2 separate regions of the Homo sapiens genome follow, and region 1 is linked to region 2. The links are chromatin loops, found by intact Hi-C in ENCODE. Cell type or tissue: mucosa of descending colon. All regions are shown on one strand.

Region 1 (5,000 bases), 220 kb after region 2:
CACTCAAATTCGAAAACTGATAAACTGTTGTATATTTCTTTCAAGGCTTTCCTGAATGTATTGGACCAGTGTCCCAAACTGGAGGTTGACATCCCTTTGGTGAAATCCTATTTAGCACAGTTTGCAGCTCGTGCCATCATTTCAGAGCTGGTGAGCATTTCAGAACTAGCTCAACCACTAGAAAGTGGCACCCATTTTCCTCTCTTCCTACTTTGTCTTCAGCAGTTAGCTAAATTACAAGATCGAGAATGGTTAACAGAACTTTTTCAACAAAGCAAGGTCAATATGCAGAAAATGCTCCCAGGTAAGAGAATGCTGACTTGTTTGTTTTGTTTTTTTAATATTATATCTAGAGATTTCAGGTACCTTGAGTGGATTTATGTAGGTCAGACAGTCTGATTGTCCTGCTCAGATAATGATAAACATTACCACAGATCTCACCTATAAAGAGAGATTTATAATTTAACTACTTTCATTTGATCCGTATGTTGAGTTTTTTTCATTTGCTGGGTTGGTTCTCTATTCTGCTACATGGATCTTACATACTTGGGGACATCATTTGTGAAGCTCTGCTCTCTGGACAGGACAACTTGGTAAAATGAACTATTAGATGATGCAGGTGGCTTTGTCTCTTCAGAAATTGATCAGAATAAGGACCGCATGTTGGAGATTTTGGAAGGAAAGGGACTGAGTTTCTTATTCCCACTCCTCAAATTGGAGAAGGAACTGTTGAAGCAAATAAAGTTGGATCCATCCCCTCAAACCATATATAAATGGATTAAAGATAACATCTCTCCCAAACTTCATGTAGATAAAGGATTTGTGAACATCTTAATGACTAGGTAAGACGAATGGTTTTCTGCATATGGTAATGTTTCATGTACTGGAAAAGAAGCGTAGGAGACTAAGAGTTGTCTCTTGAGCAAGAAAACTCACTGTTGGGTTCTAACAAGACCTCTTTCTGTCCAGCTTCTTACAGTACATTTCTAGTGAAGTAAACCCCCCCAGCGATGAAACAGATTCATCCTCTGCTCCTTCCAAAGAACAGTTAGAGCAGGAAAAACAACTACTACTATCTTTCAAGCCAGTAATGCAGAAATTTCTTCATGATCACGTTGATCTACAAGTCAGTGCCCTGTATGCTCTCCAGGTGCACTGCTATAACAGCAACTTCCCAAAAGGTGAGAGGACTTGTATCAGAAGAACGGCGTGAGGAAGTTCTTAAACAGAACACTAAATAATGGGCTTATTACTTTTTTCTTTTTTTTTTTTTTTTTAAGGCATGTTACTTCGCTTTTTTGTGCACTTCTATGACATGGAAATTATTGAAGAAGAAGCTTTCTTGGCTTGGAAAGAAGATATAACCCAAGAGTTTCCGGGAAAAGGCAAGGCTTTGTTCCAGGTAAGTCTTTTGTTAAAAATTTGGTCTGCTTACTTCAGTTTGCTTGGTATTAACTTCAAGTTAAGAGCCTTTTTCAACTGAAATACAGGCAAGGTAGTCCTAGTTAGTAGTTTGTCTTCACCTGTACATTTCATTCTGCACTATTTGAAGCTATTATTAAGTAAAGCTACACAATGAATCAATTCTAGTGGTGTATAAGATGTTAGAGGTAGCTAACTTTTCAAGGAGTATAGCTACTTATATACATGGGAGTGACTGTACAAGTTTCGATTTAAGCTTTTTTAAAAACATCAGTAAAGAGGAAATTGTAGCTGGGCACGTGGCTCATGCCTGTAATCCTAGCACTTTAAGAGGCTGAGGTGGGAGGATCACTTGAGCTCAGGAGTTCAAGACCAGCCTGGGCAGCATAGTGAAACCCTGTCTCTAAAAAATACAAAAAATTAGCCAGACGTGGTGACATGTTCTGTGGTCCTGGTCCCAGCTACTCGGGAGGATGTCTTGAGCCCAGGAGGCAGAGGTTGCAGTGAGCTGAGATCACACCACTGCACTCTAGTCTGGGCAACAGAGTGAGACTGTGTCTCAAAAAAAGAAAAAAAGTTTAAATACTATATATTTTTCTAAAAAGAGGAGATGTTTCTGATTTCTCACAATTTGATTTTTTCTTATTGAATGAACTTGTAGCCCTAGGGGAAGAACATCAGGGCATTCTCTCAAATCACCTGAAGAGCAGTTTAAAAAGCAGGTTCCAGGCCTATTCCTAGAGATTCTGGTTTAGTAGGTCTGTGGTACAAAATCCAGGTGATTCTTTCTCATGCTACTAGTTTTCCAGGGGGCCCAGGCTTGAGAAACATTGGTCCTGCAGCATCTTCCTACCTTTTTATTGCTGATGATAAACAAGATTCACGAGGATCATCCTTGCAGGATTAAATCTTTAGCTCTGTGTTGTCCCAAATCTGGATAATATACCACTGTTCGTTAACTTAATATACAAATTGTTGGTAGGGATATCCTTGTTTCATATTCTAAAACTGTGTAGTACCACCTAAAACTTTTTGGATGGATTTCTGTTTATATCATGAACTATTTTAATTTACAAATCTTAATTTATAGGTGAATCAGTGGCTAACCTGGTTAGAAACTGCTGAAGAAGAAGAATCAGAGGAAGAAGCTGACTAAAGAACCAGCCAAAGCCTTAAATTGTGCAAAACATACTGTTGCTATGATGTAACTGCATTTGACCTAACCACTGCGAAAATTCATTCCGCTGTAATGTTTTCACAATATTTAAAGCAGAAGCACGTCAGTTAGGATTTCCTTCTGCATAAGGTTTTTTTGTAGTGTAATGTCTTAATCATAGTCTACCATCAAATATTTTAGGAGTATCTTTAATGTTTAGATAGTATATTAGCAGCATGCAATAATTACATCATAAGTTCTCAAGCAGAGGCAGTCTATTGCAAGGACCTTCTTTGCTGCCAGTTATCATAGGCTGTTTTAAGTTAGAAAACTGAATAGCAACACTGAATACTGTAGAAATGCACTTTGCTCAGTAATACTTGAGTTGTTGCAATATTTGATTATCCATTTGGTTGTTACAGAAAAATTCTTAACTGTAATTGATGGTTGTTGCCGTAATAGTATATTGCCTGTATTTCTACCTCTAGTAATGGGCTTTATGTGCTAGATTTTAATATCCTTGAGCCTGGGCAAGTGCACAAGTCTTTTTAAAAGAAACATGGTTTACTTGCACAAAACTGATCAGTTTTGAGAGATCGTTAATGCCCTTGAAGTGGTTTTTGTGGGTGTGAAACAAATGGTGAGAATTTGAATTGGTCCCTCCTATTATAGTATTGAAATTAAGTCTACTTAATTTATCAAGTCATGTTCATGCCCTGATTTTATATACTTGTATCTATCAATAAACATTGTGATACTTGATGTAGTGATGTGTGGCTGTAAATGGCATCCATAGTCTGGGAGAATTGTCAGCTTTGTTTTTGAGGTATAGGAGACCCACCTTAGTTTGACTTAAGGACTTCCCAATTTTTGTTTTTCTGCTGTACAAGCCTGGGTTCCAGAAGGAATTTTTAGACTCTTCAAGATGAGACACAAGATTTAAGGTGTTTATTTCCTTTGAGTTACTGAAACTAACCAATATAAACGATTTTTATGATCAAAGATCACAAGTCTTATGAATTTGGAGGAACATAGCTACACATAGCAACTAAAATTTGGTGACAATTTATCTTTTGTCAGACTGAAATACATGGTGATCTCTGGATAAGCTTAGCTGTCCTGCAAGCATCATTCCCAGTAGCTGCCCCAAATGTCCAGGAAGATCCCTGCTTCCTCTGGAAAAATTCCAGTGTCCCAGTAAAATTGACTTCATTCAACTAAACCTCTGCATGTTTTCCAAAAACACACACGAAGGATTTGTCTCCAGCCCTGGAACATTCTGACAATCCTAGGATTACTTCTAACATTGGCATGGATGGGGACTCTTGAAGTGTGCTACTGGAGTCCTGGTTGATGTCAACACCTAAGAACCTGTTCTTGGTGATTGGGGAGACCCTCAAGGCAGACTATCATACTGCCGAACCCATTAGAACCTTGAAGTCAGAAGAGGCTGCCTGCACATGCTCCAGTGGGTGGGAGGCAGAACCAATCAATGTTTTTGTGTCTGTCTTATTTGGGCCAGGGAAGCTAAATCTTGCATTATGGCACTCATCTTCCCCTGAAGTTTTAACAAGTCATAAGCTTTTGGGTACTTTGAGTACAGCAAAATTTAAAGCTAAACAGATTTGTATGAACCTACCTAAATTTTAAAGGGGCTGTAAATTGTTTCTCTGCCCAACCCTCCCCACGAAGGGGAGGAAACTAATTTTTAACCTAGCAAAAGGAGCAACTGGTTAGGTGGATCAGCTAGTCAATTCTTATTGCCAGAATTTGCCTAATTCAGCCAGGGTATCAGGCTAAAGGAAGTTTTAGAACTAAACCTGGGCCTGGGTGCAGTGGCTCACGCCTGTAATCCCAGCACTTTGGGAGGCCTAAGGCGGGCGGATCACCTGAGGTCGGAGTTCAAGACCAGGCTGACCAACATGGAGAAACCCTATTTTCTTCTAGAAAAATACAAAGCTGAGTGTGGTGGTGCATGTCTACAATCCCAGTGACTCGGGAGGCTGAGGCAGGAGAATGGCTTGAACCTGGGAGGCGGAGGTTGCAGTGAGCCGAGATGGCACCATTGCACTCCAGCCTAGGCAACAAGAGCGAAACTCCGTCTCAATAAAAAATGAACTAAACCCGGTACGCAGTGGTTTGTCATTGCTTACAGAATCATGCTTTAATCTTCCCACCCCAAACATGTCAAGAGCTACTCAAAATATTCAACCCATAGAGAATGTATAATACTGCTGCTACCTTGTTCTAAAGACACCTAACAGTGTACTTTATAATCTACCATACTGTGGAATGGCAGTATCTGGGTATAACTGGGATGTACCTTGCATGATTGCCAATTTCTTTAGTATCAGCATGTAGTGACTAATCTTCATTCACTTCATGGTGACTTCAAAATAAGATTGCATGTCTTTACTGCCCC
Region 2 (5,000 bases):
AACCCTGGGTTATCTTGATCTCCTCCCACCATAACCATTAAAAACAGGCCTGGAGGACCAAGCCTGCAGCTGAAAATCCACCGGCCCCAGTTGTGAAGTGGCAAAGGCTGAGAGGCAGGACCCAGACTGGTGAATTCACAGATCCATTGCTGGCCACAGAGAAAACAAATTATTTTAGATATAATTAAGTGTAGACAACAAAACACCAAGGCCATCCCAATAAAACATCACATTACTTCTGACTTGAGCTATACAAAAGAAGAGAAGCAAGATCCCGTTAGAAGAAATTGTTGACATATTAGAGCTTTGCCCTTAAGCCCCATCCATGGCCCTTTAAATGTGACCAGCATGTATATGGACAGCGCTGGGATCTGAGGAGGGGATGCCACCTGGGACAGAATGACAGTCAAGGTTAGTAATGCTCGCTCTGGGCCACTGCCTAGAACAGTTCCTGCCTGTCCTGAAGCAAATACCCACAAAATCCAAGAGAGCTATATGAACGAAGGAGGTAGACAAGCTTTTATATGCAGACACACTTGGTTTATATTAAATACATACACATACTTTTTAATCCCACAAAGAACTGTGCTTTCTGCCATTTTTCTTGAAACATACAACCCCTTTTGGGCTACCTTTCATGGGTTTTCATTGTTACTAAAGACATGGATACACACAAATACTTTTATATCATAAGGGAAACAATAGTGCAAGGGTGCTGCAAAGGATAAGGGACACACAGTTTAAAGTTAAGAGATGGTGTGCTGAACTCAGCAGCACTCGGTCTGAAAATTGCAGGCCCTGCCCAGGCCTGCTGAAGCCACTGTATATGCCTTGCTAAGGCAAACATCAGTTCTTCTCAGCATTAATTCCAGGTGCCTACAAAGGGAGCAGAGGATGAAATGATGTTCAAAGGACATTCATCCTTTGGATTTGGGCCAACCATTCTCCAGTGTAACCAGTTTGCTGCTGGGCATCTTTTTCTGTAATACATTTATTAATTAACAACCTATATCAGATCATAGAAGTAGATTCCCAACGCAGAATACCATTACGTGTCTGGGTACACATAATGATGCCATTCCCACATCTTGGCCAACAGCCCACACTGACACGGCCCTGCTGATGTGGGTATAACACATTCTATTAAATGAAAAACCTAACATAATGGCAGCTATTAATACCTTCTAATATTAATAGGCAGCATTAATCTTATGCAATAGAATCTGTCCACTTACCAAGCACTTCGTTTCACAGCTTTTCCCAATTTCTTTAAGTGTCCTCCCACCACCCTGATCACTATCTGCTGGACACTCTCTGATTTGTCATAACTACCAAGGTGAGGGCTGGAGGGGCCACCAATGCACTAACAGCACATAAAAAGTAACCTCAATTGGGACTCTAAAGCTCTCTTATTCTCTCAGCTACATCCACCCCAAGAGGAGAATGAACACAGGAGACATCCTCTTTAGTATAACACACTCTTACTATCCTTCAGATCTCAGCTTTGGTGTCACTTCCATCGGGAAGACTTATCTGCCTGTCTCCTCTACTTCAGTAACAACAACAACAACTGGATTAAATGTGCTCCAACAAGGTTCCCCAGGACTGTTGGTTTTTCCGTATTTGCCATCACCTCCTGTGGTCTTCTTGTTAGCAGGGGGCATATCTCCAACCAAAGCATAGAAAGCATTCAATAAATATTGAGTAAGTGGACAAATGACTGAACAGATTTTTAGATGGATTAATGCATAGGTAGATGGCAGCATGGGTGGATGGGTGGGTGGCTGGGTGGATGGATGGATGGATGGATAGATGGGTGGGTGGGTGGATGGATGGATAGATGGGTGGGTGGGTGGGTGGGTGGATTGTTGGATGGATGGATGGATAGATGGATGGATGGATGGATGGATGGATGAATGTTCTTTGACTTTGTTAGAGGTTCTGTCTAAGGAAAGGAGTGTTCTCTGGTATGATGGTTTAAGGGTGATCTTGCCACAAGATGGCGCTCATAATTTTCTTAATTTATGGGTTTTATAGAAAATTTCCATTTCAAATTTTAAATTGTCTTAGAATCATTATATATGTTTCACAGCTAATGTAACTTATTTACTATACTGTCCATGTTTCATGTTCCAACACATTTCACTCAATAACCAACATGCTCTTTCCTCCTGGAACATCAAAACGACCCTGCAGCATTTTGCTGTGATGTTGGGTGGGTTGCTTTGGGGCTCTGTGCAGAGTGCAGAGAACAACGTTAGTCCCTTGATAGTACAGGGAATCAAAGCATTGTTCTTCTACCACACCATCTCCAACAACAGAGTCAGCAGAAAAGTGAAACCTCGACTTGAAATATCCATTAACCTTTGAAAACATGAATCTTGCCTTGACAAAATAATAATCTCTTACATTTACACAGAGTTTTATGCCACACAAAGCAATTTTGCATCACCAAAAAACAGTTTTTGAGTACTTGAGAACATGCCAGTCACTTTGGATTTATTAACTACATTTAACCTTCATGCCAACCCTATGAATTATGTCTTAATATCTCCCATCTTACAGATAATAAAATGAAGGTTCAGAGAGGGGATGTGACCCACCAGAATTACCTAGGTGGTAAGTGGCAGAGGTATAGTTCGGTCTCAAATTTTATTTTTAACTCTACATTAATTTGCTTCCCGTTATTTGCTGTGACATAAGCTATTTCAGTGTTAAGGAGACCGTGTTAGACAATAAGGAGGAAAGGAAACTTCCACGTATAACTTCCTGTGATTATGTGCATATATTTATGTGCACATGCATACACACACACACACATACATAAACTCACCAGCTCTATAAAGGGAGTAATAATTACCATTTCCAAGTAACCACAACATGCTAGGCACAATGCCAAAAGGTTCTTTCACACATCATTTCATTTTATCCCTACCTACTTCTGTAAGAAAGATCATTATCCCCATTTTACAGATATGAAAATTGTAGCACAGAGAGATTAAATGGCTTATGTTATGTCACAGAGGAGCTAAGTACCAGGGCTGAAATTCAAGTTCAACTCTACCTGACTTCAAAGCTTCAGTATTCCCAGAGGCCACATGAGTATGGGTAAGGGGTAACTTGGGAATTCTGGGAAGGATTCCTGGAGTTGCCTCTCTACTCTTTCTGCTCTTATCAAACTGCATATAATCACCAAACCTTCCTCTGAGCCCTCATATGTTCTGTTCTTCTGCTGGAAATGCCCTTCCCTGCGGAGTTTGCCTGGAAAGCGCCTGCCACCTTTGAGCCCCAGCTCAAGTACCACTTCTCCTATGGTGCCTCCTCTGATAGCCCCCCACCAAATGTACACACACATCCTCATGCCACATCCATTGTCCTTCCTCTAAATCTCACCCTCTTCCCCTATACACACACATACACTCATCTTGTCAGTTTTTATAGAATCCTAAATATCCTACTGCATGGAGTCAACCGTGAATGGCCTGAGATTTTTATCTATCTGTAAGCTAACAAGCTGGCCTGCCACAGACTCACAGATGCTGGCAGAAGATGCAGATGACGTCCTCACTCCCTATCTCTGGCACCTTTAACGATGGCCTGCTCATAGGAGGAGCTCTGTCCATGATTGCTGAGTAACTGAGAGAGTAAGTTCAAGGCAAGTCCAAATGGTTGATGATACGTAGGTACAGATAGGCTGTTGGCAGATCTGTGTGGAGCGAAGGAAAGAGCTGTGAAAAGAAAGGCATGAGTAGTGGCAGCAGGTGGAGTCTGGGAGGAGTCAGGTTCCCCTCCATGGACTAGCTAGAAAGGCCGTGTCTATTTGTAAGTATTTAAGTCTCAAGCTGGAAAATTCGAGAATTAAGCCTAGCACAGTGGCACACGCTTGTAATGCTAATTACTTGAGAGACTGAGGTAGGAGGATCCCTTGAGCCCAGGAGCTTCAGACAAGGCTAGGCAACATAGTAAGACAGATGAAAGAAAAGAAAAAGAAAAAGAAAGAAGGAAGGGGAAGGGAGAAGGGGGTAGGGGGAAGGGGAAAGGGGAAGCGAAAGGAAAGGGAAAAGGAAAGAAAAAGAAAATTCAGGAATCAATCTCTCTCTCGCTCTCGCTGTCTCTCTCGCTCTCTCTCGCCCAGACTGCAGTGTTGTGGTGCTATCACAGTGCGCTGGCGCCTCAAACTCCTGGGCTCAAGCAGTCCTTCCACCTCAGCCTCCCAAGTAGCTGAGACTACAAGTGTGTGCCACGACACCTGGCTAGTTTTTATATTATTTGTAGAGACCGTTTCGCTATGTTGCCCAGGCTGGTCTCAGACTCCAAGGTTTCAAGCCATCCTCCCACCTTGGCCTCCCAAAGCACTGGGATTACAGGTATGAGCCACTGTACCTGCCTCTCTTTTTTCTTTTATTTTATTAACACTTCCACATGGCACTTACTTTGTGCCAAGCACTGGCTTGAAGAACTTTACATTTATTGACATATATGTTACACCTGTGTTCATCTTCACAGCCTCTGTGACTGCTGCAGGGAATTCAGTTGAATGTGGCAAGAACGACACCCCCTGACTTCAGGGTAATCACCTCGACTAGTCTGAGGCAGGCTGCAGGAAGTCCACGTGGAGAGAGAGGGCTGTCTGTTGTTCCAGCCACCAGTTGCTTGAGTGTTCCCAGGCCTGGCCCAGACTTAGAGGAAGGCTGCAAGATGACCCCAGCCCCCATTAAAACCAAGAGAGAGCCTACCTGAACCATCTACTCCTAGGTTTGAGAGAAAAGTAACTGTTTTGAAGCCACTGCTCTGGTGTGACTTGCTATGCTGCACTAGATGACTGACACAGGCTTGGGTTTCCTTTGAGATGAGTGCTGTTCTCAGCCCCAGAGTCCAAGTCCCTAACCACTACACTAAGGTGCCTCTAGTTAGGCCCATAAAATGAAACCAACTAGATAATCCCATCAACACGCCAGATCTCCAAGTTGCAACCGCCTCTACTAATGATTCCTGCGTGT

Evidence for each region. Peaks named below come from ENCODE experiments on the same cell type or tissue, not always from the same donor. Only the 100,000 strongest peaks of a DNase experiment are listed, where the experiment ranks them.
Region 1: a loop joins it to region 2, with 6 times the contacts of the local background. A loop is called at or near these places in 106 of 110 quality-filtered maps.

Annotation. Positions count from the first base shown.
Region 1 is chr11:10,795,394-10,800,393 of GRCh38, reverse strand. EIF4G2 (eukaryotic translation initiation factor 4 gamma 2) reads left to right here. Exons shown (of 22, transcript NM_001418.4): 18 at 46-304; 19 at 638-842; 20 at 970-1,181; 21 at 1,281-1,402; 22 at 2,513-3,340. The coding sequence ends at 2,578. Among named protein-coding and RNA genes, the nearest start is that of SNORD97, 3.7 kb to the left of the region's middle. In mucosa of descending colon, no CTCF peak of the experiment used is centred here; no DNase peak of the experiment used is centred here.
Region 2 is chr11:11,019,560-11,024,559 of GRCh38, reverse strand. No RefSeq gene overlaps it. Among named protein-coding and RNA genes, the nearest start is that of LINC02752, 93 kb to the left of the region's middle. In mucosa of descending colon, no CTCF peak of the experiment used is centred here; no DNase peak of the experiment used is centred here.